3 separate regions of the Homo sapiens genome follow, and all the other regions are linked to region 1. A link is an interaction called in ENCODE POLR2A ChIA-PET data of the cell type or tissue named here. Cell type or tissue: OCI-LY7. All regions are shown on one strand.

Region 1 (2,500 bases):
AGGGAGAACACGCTATTTTATATGCATGTTAAAACTGTACCCACTGGCAGAAAAGTTTTACTGATGCTGTATGACGTTTAATTCAATAGCCTGCAGCTTTTTTGTTCCTCTGTGTATGTTAATTAGAAATTTCTTTAAAACTTTTTTAGTTTTAATGAAATACAATGTATATGAGACCAATTGGGTGGCTACAAGATGAGAAAATTGAGTCTTTTTCCCATTGCTAATAATTTAAGTAAAGCGGCTATTTTCTTTAGGAGTATACTTATAAGTAACCATACATTTAAAAAACTTTTTATACTATACCAATTATGTTTTTAATGCCTTCTAGTTGCCACGTTACTTTCAGTGTCAAAGAATTCTAAAAAATAAAGAGAATACAAACAGAAAAGTATTAGGTAAGAATATATTAGATGTCAATAATACAGTAATTTTGGCAACATTTATTTAGCATGAAAACCGATAATGTCAGAATATGAAAGAAGTAGTAGGTAGAACTGTCCTGAATATTGTCAGTCATAGCAGTGTAGGATGGAGATTACCAGAGGCTGAAGGATGGGAACATTGGGCAGACAGATGTTGGTCAAAAGGTACAAAATTTCAGTTAGGCAGGAGGAATAAATTCAAGAGATCTATCTTATATCAAGGTAGCTATGACTAATAGCAATGTATTGTATGCTTGAAAATTGCCGAGGGTAGATTTTAAGTGTTCTTATCACAAAAAAAATGATTAATACATATGTTAATTAGTTTAATTTAGCCAATACACAATGTGTATATATATATATATATTGAAATCTGTTGTACACCACAAATATATATAATTTTACTTAGTAGTTAGAAATAAATAAAAAATTATGTAGGCAAAGTCAGAGGCAATAAATGGACAGCAAAAAATAAACACAACTAAAACAACTTAAAGTAAGTATATTGGGAAAAATATACATTGCATCAGGAGATTCCTAACGGGTAACAGTACCCAGTGTTGAAGTGTTTGAGGAAACTTTTTAGTTTACAAAGGTGTTTGCCAAATTAGTGTAACCACAGGGTGTGTTAACACATGCAGAGATTAGCAGCATCAGGACCACGCTGCCCCTCCTGATGCCAGGGAAAGAGATGTGTTTCCAGAGCCTGATGAGAGCTGCAACAATGGAAAGGGGCCCTTCTGCCAGCAACTGTTATCTTAAAGGCATATGGCTAAGTCAGAATATCACAAAAGCAGGGAGGAAGCAGAAATCTCCTGTCATCGCCTCCTGCTGGCCAAACTCAGCTGAAGCCACCAACTAAAACAAAGTTCTGTATGCTGAATTCACATAAAACTCTTAATGTCACACTTAGCAGATTCAGTTGATTGCTTACAATATTTAGCTTCTGGTTCATCTGTAAAAAAAAAAAATTTGTATGTGAAAAGGCAGAAATACTTCACATGTTTTCCTTCTTTTCTTGTATCAGAATTTTTGCATTAGTTCTGTATTTGACCTTCTCTCTACTCCTTACTCATTTTTGCATAAGAGCTCTACTGCCCAGGCTTGAGGTTTTCCTAAAATACTGTGAACAGATTATTGGTTCTTCCTGTCTCCCTAGGCACTATATGGATTCTCCTGCCATAAATTGACTGAAGGGTTGGATGATTGTGGACTTCCTTTTAGCCGCTTAGCTGTCAGGTGGGAATTGTGGAAGTAGTTGGGTCTTTGGGAAATTCAACTTGGGAAATGTGGTTAATTTTCTGTATATATTTCTTGAAATGGTGCCAGTGAAGCTGAGCTCAGCTAGCTAAGGAGTTAAAATATAATATCGCAGTGGGGAGAGCTATTTGAATTATACATTGGTCTTTCCACCACTTTTCTACCTTCCAGAGACTCAGTAATGCCTTGGCTACTTTGGAAAGAAGTCCCCTTGCAGAAGAGCCCTAGGGTCTGTGGACTTTGTCTTTGGTGCATTATTAATATGTTCTTCTACGCTGCTACCTTCCCTGACTGTTGTTGATGCCTTCCTATGCAGTTGGCTCCTCACCTATTGTTGACTTTCTTCCTCCATGTAATGTGCCAGAACATTCACATTGCATGTTTTCCTTACTGTGGCAAGCTTCTGTCATAATTATGAAACTTGGTCATAAAGAAAAAAATGGCACTCTAAGGGCTGTGAGCTTCTTCTTCTAAACGTTTGTTACTATGGACTTCTCAAAAAGTTGTTGATTTAAGGTTGGAAATACAGCTCTAAAATGGGCATTCCTTGTCTTTTTCATAGTCTCCTGACACCTCTTACCCTTATACCAATATATTGGTGGCTATATGTGGTGGTTTAAAATATGTCCACAGATTCTTTGACATTCCTTTCGAAAGATGGAACCTAATTCCTTCTCCCTTAAGTATGAGCTGGACTTAGTAACTTGCTTCTAATAAATAGAATAAGGCAGAAATGATAGTGTGTGATTTCTGTGGCTAGGCCATGAAAGATATTGTAGTTTCAGCCTTCCTCTCTCATCTTGGGTCACTGTCTC
Region 2 (2,500 bases), 64 kb before region 1:
CCAGTTAAGCTATTAATGTGGGAGTCTGAGTCAATGTAACCTGTGGTAGAACTGGGTTTAGGTTTAGTGTTAGTTAGATGGAAATCACCACAGGCTTTAAATATATTTTTTGCCAACAGATCAGGATCTTTTCATTAGCAGAGCTTGTGATCAAGATTCCATCATCGCAACTCCAGAAATCGCTCTATGTTTTACATCGAAACTACCAAAGTTCACGAGGCTAATTCCACAAAGCAAATTTCTCTGCTTTACGTAGTGCAGCTGGTAGTATTTGGAGAACTTGGAAGTTCTTTTACTTCCTCTGTCCTTCCCGTAGCTTTCTGCACCTTTGGAGATCTCTTTCTGTCCTATTCTTCTGTCTCCAGTCATCAGAGGGCAACTCCAGTGCACTTGAAGTCCTAGAGTATCTTGGGGGGATTTTTTCAGCTTTCCTCTCATGCTCAGCATTTGTAGAGCAGCTCCTGTGCATTTCGTGAAGCCCTGGCATACTTTGAGGGATTCTCTCAGCTATTCTGCCCTGCTCCTGATTTGTACTGGGCCATGTCCCTGCACTTGGCAAAGGCCCTGCACACCTCGAGGTGGGTCACTTTCAAACCTCCTGCCCTTCCCTGGCCTTTGGTGTATAGGCCCTTAACGCTTGGTAGAGGTCTCTTGGCTGGGGCTCCTCAGTATGGTAATCTCTCATGAGAGCCTGTAAATGGCTGTTAAAGGTATGCTGAAAGTCCATCTGGATTATTCTTGCCTTCATTAATGGTGGAATCATCTTCTTGCTGTGTTTCAAGGATTCAAACAGCTGTGGGTCTGTTGTCTTCTAGGAGGGTCTAATTTTCTAGTACCATTAGGGTTTTTTGCATACTAAGTTCTGTGATGTGTGTTTTAATCTATAGTTTTACAGCTTATCCAGCTTGGTTCTCATTATTATTAAGGGTAGAAAAAAGTTTTTCTTGATAACTTTTTACATCTTAACCAGATACAGGTCTCATATTTATTTTCTTCACATTACACTTTTAAAAAAATCATTGTTATTATTTAAGCTCCAGGGTACATATGCAGGTTTGTTACATAGGCAGGCTGGTTACATAGGTAAACGTGTGCCATGGTGGTTTGCTGCACCTATGAACCCATCACCTAGGTATTAAACCTGACATGCATTAGCTCTTTTTCCTTCATTAAACTCTTTATATTGTGATGATGATAGATTCACAGGCCGTTGTAAGTAGTAATATGGAGATTCCATGTACACTTTACCTAGGTTTCCCTGCTTGGTGAGATTTTTATGATTGTAATAAATATCACAACTAGGATAATAACATTGATACAATCTACTGGTCTTATTTAGATTTCACTAATTTTACTTGTTTTCATTTGTGTGTGTGTGTGTGTGTGTGTGTATTTAGTTGTGTGCAATTTTATCACACATGTATGGGTTTGTGTATGCTTGACTCACCACTGTTAAGATAGAGAACACTGGGCTGGGCGCGGTGGCTCATGCCTGTAATCCCAGCACTCTGGGAGGCTGAGATGGGTGGATCACCTGAGGTCAGGAGTTCAAGACTAGCCTGGCCAACATAGTGAAACCCTGTCTCTACTAAAAATACAAAAATTAGCCAGGCGTGATGACATGTGCCTGTGGTCCCAGCTGCTCTGGAGGCTGAGGCAGGAGAATCACTTGAACCCCGGAGGTAGAGGTTGCAGTGAGCTAAGATCACATTGCTGCACTCCAGCCTGGGCAACAGAGCGAGACGCCATCTCAAAAAAAAGAAATAATAATAATAGAGAACACCCCTACAAGGGTCACTCGTCTTCCCATTTTATGACCATACCCATCTCCTTCCACAGCTTTTTCCTTGTAATTCCTGAAAAACACTGACTTGTTCTTTATTACTATTTTGGGAATATTGTATGAATGGAATCATGTAGTATGTAACTTTTTAAAAATCCACTCAGCATAATTCCCTTGAGATTTATTCAAGTTGCATGTATTGATAGTTTGTCCTTTTTATTGCTGAGTAGCATTATATTGCATAGATACATCACTTTTCGTTTAACCATTCACCTGTAAAAAGCCATCTGGGTTGTTTCTGGTTTTTGGTTATTTTCAGTAAAGCTATTGTGAACATTAGGATACAGGTTTTTGCATGAATATAAGCTTTCATTTCTCTGGTATAAATTCCCAAGAGGAAAATTGTTGGGTCTTATAATAATAGCATGTTTAGTTTTATAAGAAATTACAAATTTTTTTCCTGAATGGCTGTACCATTTTATATTCCCACCAGCAATGTGTAAAAGATTCAGTTCATGAGTATGAGTGAGCCAACATTTGATGTCACTAATTTTATTCTAGCTAATTTGATAGGTCTACAGTGCTATCTCATGTGTTTAATTTGCATTTCCCTAATAGGCTAATGCTGTTGAACATATTCTTATATGCTTATTTACTATCTGTATATGCTCATCAGTGAAATACCCGTTCATGTCCTTTGTCTATTTTATAATTAGA
Region 3 (2,500 bases), 68 kb before region 1:
ATTTGTGAGTCAGCACTCATATTCCAAGGTGAAATTATATCATATATACTTTTTTGAAACTTTGCTCTCTTAGCTTATCAAAAAATGTTTAAAGTGGGTTGAATACTGAAAACTCTGAAAGTATACTTAATTGAAAAGTATTATTTAAAATATTCTTCAATCTTAAACAATGATACTAAAATAATATATATTTAAAGAAAGCAAACTCCTTAGAAAATGTCTTGACTTTGAATGAGAGATGTAGCAAAAATATATGATAAAGGATAAGTGACCTTTCTTCTTATTTTTAGATTTTTGGCATTTTTAAAGATCATTATCAGATACCAAAATACCTAATGTTTTCAAAATGGACAACATTTGGCTTAAAAACAGCTCACATAAAAAAAGGAATCATGGCTTTAGCTAACAACAAAACTTACTGTTAGTATAACGTAGTATGAATTAGATGTGAGAGATGCTAATATAAAATTAGACTGCATTTAAAGAATGGAGGTATTGAGAGCAAAGGTAGATATTATTTCCCAGGCCCTTCAATTGTGAAAACATGTCTGGTAGAAAATGTTCAGTCCAATGAGCCATATTGTTAGACGAATAGTGGCAATTATGGCTTATATAAAGGAGGGCAGACAGGATGGCATTGTACTGGAAATTATGCCATGTGAAGACTGGCTGAAGTAGGGGTATTTAGTTCATTAAATGAGTTTTGTTGGTACACTGACAGGCAAAATAGATCAATGGAATTTATAGGAAAGCAAGTTTTAACTCAGTAGAAGGAGGACATGAAGTTCTATTTATTAAGTGCCTGCTCTGTGTCACGCCCAGGAGATATGATAGGCATATTTGATCAAGGTGGAATTTCAAATAAATTTGCAAAAAGATGGATCAACCATGACAAATATGCTACAGACAACTGACTATAAACATATATCTAATTCAGTTCTTCACATCTTCCTGTAAAAGTAACATAAAAATATAAAGGATTTAAATGTAAAAAACTCTATGTCAATGTGCTATATACAATCACAGCCATTCCATAAATTTAACCCATTTTAAACATAGGCAGCTGAGGATCTGGGCTGGGACATTAAGGAATTTGCCCCCCAAAAAGCATCATTAGGTTAGAAAACAGCAGAGCTCGAGTTAGCCCTGGCCTGACCTCAAAGCTTGTGTTCCCCATCCCATACTATAATCCATAAGATAATCAAATCCAAATGTGTCATAGACAGTCTGGTAAAATGTTATAAAGGCTTTTTGAGCCTTGAAGGTTGAGACAAAGACTGGAATACCAGTTCACAGTTGATACTGGAATCTTTCCTGTAAGAAGCAGGAGTAGCATAAGGCTACCACTAATATTCCCTATAAGTCTTAAATTTATTATTCTAATGCCCCAAAATTGCAGGTATAGTAGTGAGCACTTCTTGAATATTTTATTATTAAATTGAAAATATAAAGGATGCAATCCTCAGAGCTCATACCAGGTCAAACTACTACATAACTGTTGCAAACAAAAAAAACTTTTGCAAACAAACTTGGGTTCACTGTGAGACTATCTCAAAATATTCTATGAAGTTACTTCAATTAGGTCTTTAAAAGTGCTCATAAAGAAGGCTTAACATATTCATATTTTAAGGATCAAATAGTGAGATAGTCATATTTGCATAGGCATTCTTATGAAAAGTTTTACTGTTTAAAAAGTCATGCTATAATAGATATTCATGAAAAGTTGATGTGATTAATAACCTAATTTTAGAATTCTGGGAAAGCAATATTTCATTTTGAGACCTTGTTTTTCATGTTACATTAGGACAATATTAATATAACACTAAATGCTCAAAAGAGTTTTATATTAAACTATTACTAATCATATTTCTTAACTCTTTCTAAAGTAACATTTTTATTCAAAGCCATTTTAGTCACATGGGAATACTAAAAATTAGTCATGATCTATTTTATTATAATCTTTGTATATGCTTTATATTGGGCATTGGACCAGGTATCTAGTTTACCTGGATTTCTGGTACTTATATCAGATGTATCTAAGAAGCTTGAGTACACAAGATTACTCTTTAGATATAAAATGAATTAATAATTTAGTTGTAGTATTTCTGATCCTACCTGGTAATAAATGTCATTACCTAAGCAAGCCAATATGGTTTGTCATTATCACTTGTATATCACCATTTCTACATAATTTCTAATGATATTTGAAGTATTTACCTCATATATTTTCCTCTGTTTATACATTCTTACATATAAAACATACTATATATAAAGTTTTGTTTCATTTTTGTTTTATCATGTTAAATATTCTTTGGAAAAATATTTCACAGCTATAGAAAATTATGTACATATATTATTATTATTATGAAAGTCATGCTATTTCCATTGTTTAATTATAAATACAATAATCATAGCTATCATTTGTATTGTGCAATCATTTATATTGTGTGTATTTTGTGTAAGAGCTGCTCTAATGTTTTAGATATATCATCTTGTTTAA

What was found. Peaks named below come from ENCODE experiments on the same cell type or tissue, not always from the same donor. Only the 100,000 strongest peaks of a DNase experiment are listed, where the experiment ranks them.
Region 2: POLR2A ChIA-PET joins it to region 1 with 6 read pairs; 2 of 35 experiments call an interaction of 5 or more read pairs at or near these places.
Region 3: POLR2A ChIA-PET joins it to region 1 with 6 read pairs; 2 of 35 experiments call an interaction of 5 or more read pairs at or near these places.

The regions. Positions count from the first base shown.
Region 1 is chr13:91,575,547-91,578,046 of GRCh38, forward strand. The region is part of intron 2 of GPC5 (glypican 5); the gene reads left to right. Among named protein-coding and RNA genes, the nearest start is that of GPC5, 180 kb to the left of the region's middle. In OCI-LY7, no CTCF peak of the experiment used is centred here; a DNase peak (open chromatin) is centred at 1,245.
Region 2 is chr13:91,511,989-91,514,488 of GRCh38, forward strand. The region is part of intron 2 of GPC5 (glypican 5); the gene reads left to right. Among named protein-coding and RNA genes, the nearest start is that of GPC5, 110 kb to the left of the region's middle. In OCI-LY7, no CTCF peak of the experiment used is centred here; no DNase peak of the experiment used is centred here.
Region 3 is chr13:91,507,794-91,510,293 of GRCh38, forward strand. The region is part of intron 2 of GPC5 (glypican 5); the gene reads left to right. Among named protein-coding and RNA genes, the nearest start is that of GPC5, 110 kb to the left of the region's middle. In OCI-LY7, no CTCF peak of the experiment used is centred here; no DNase peak of the experiment used is centred here.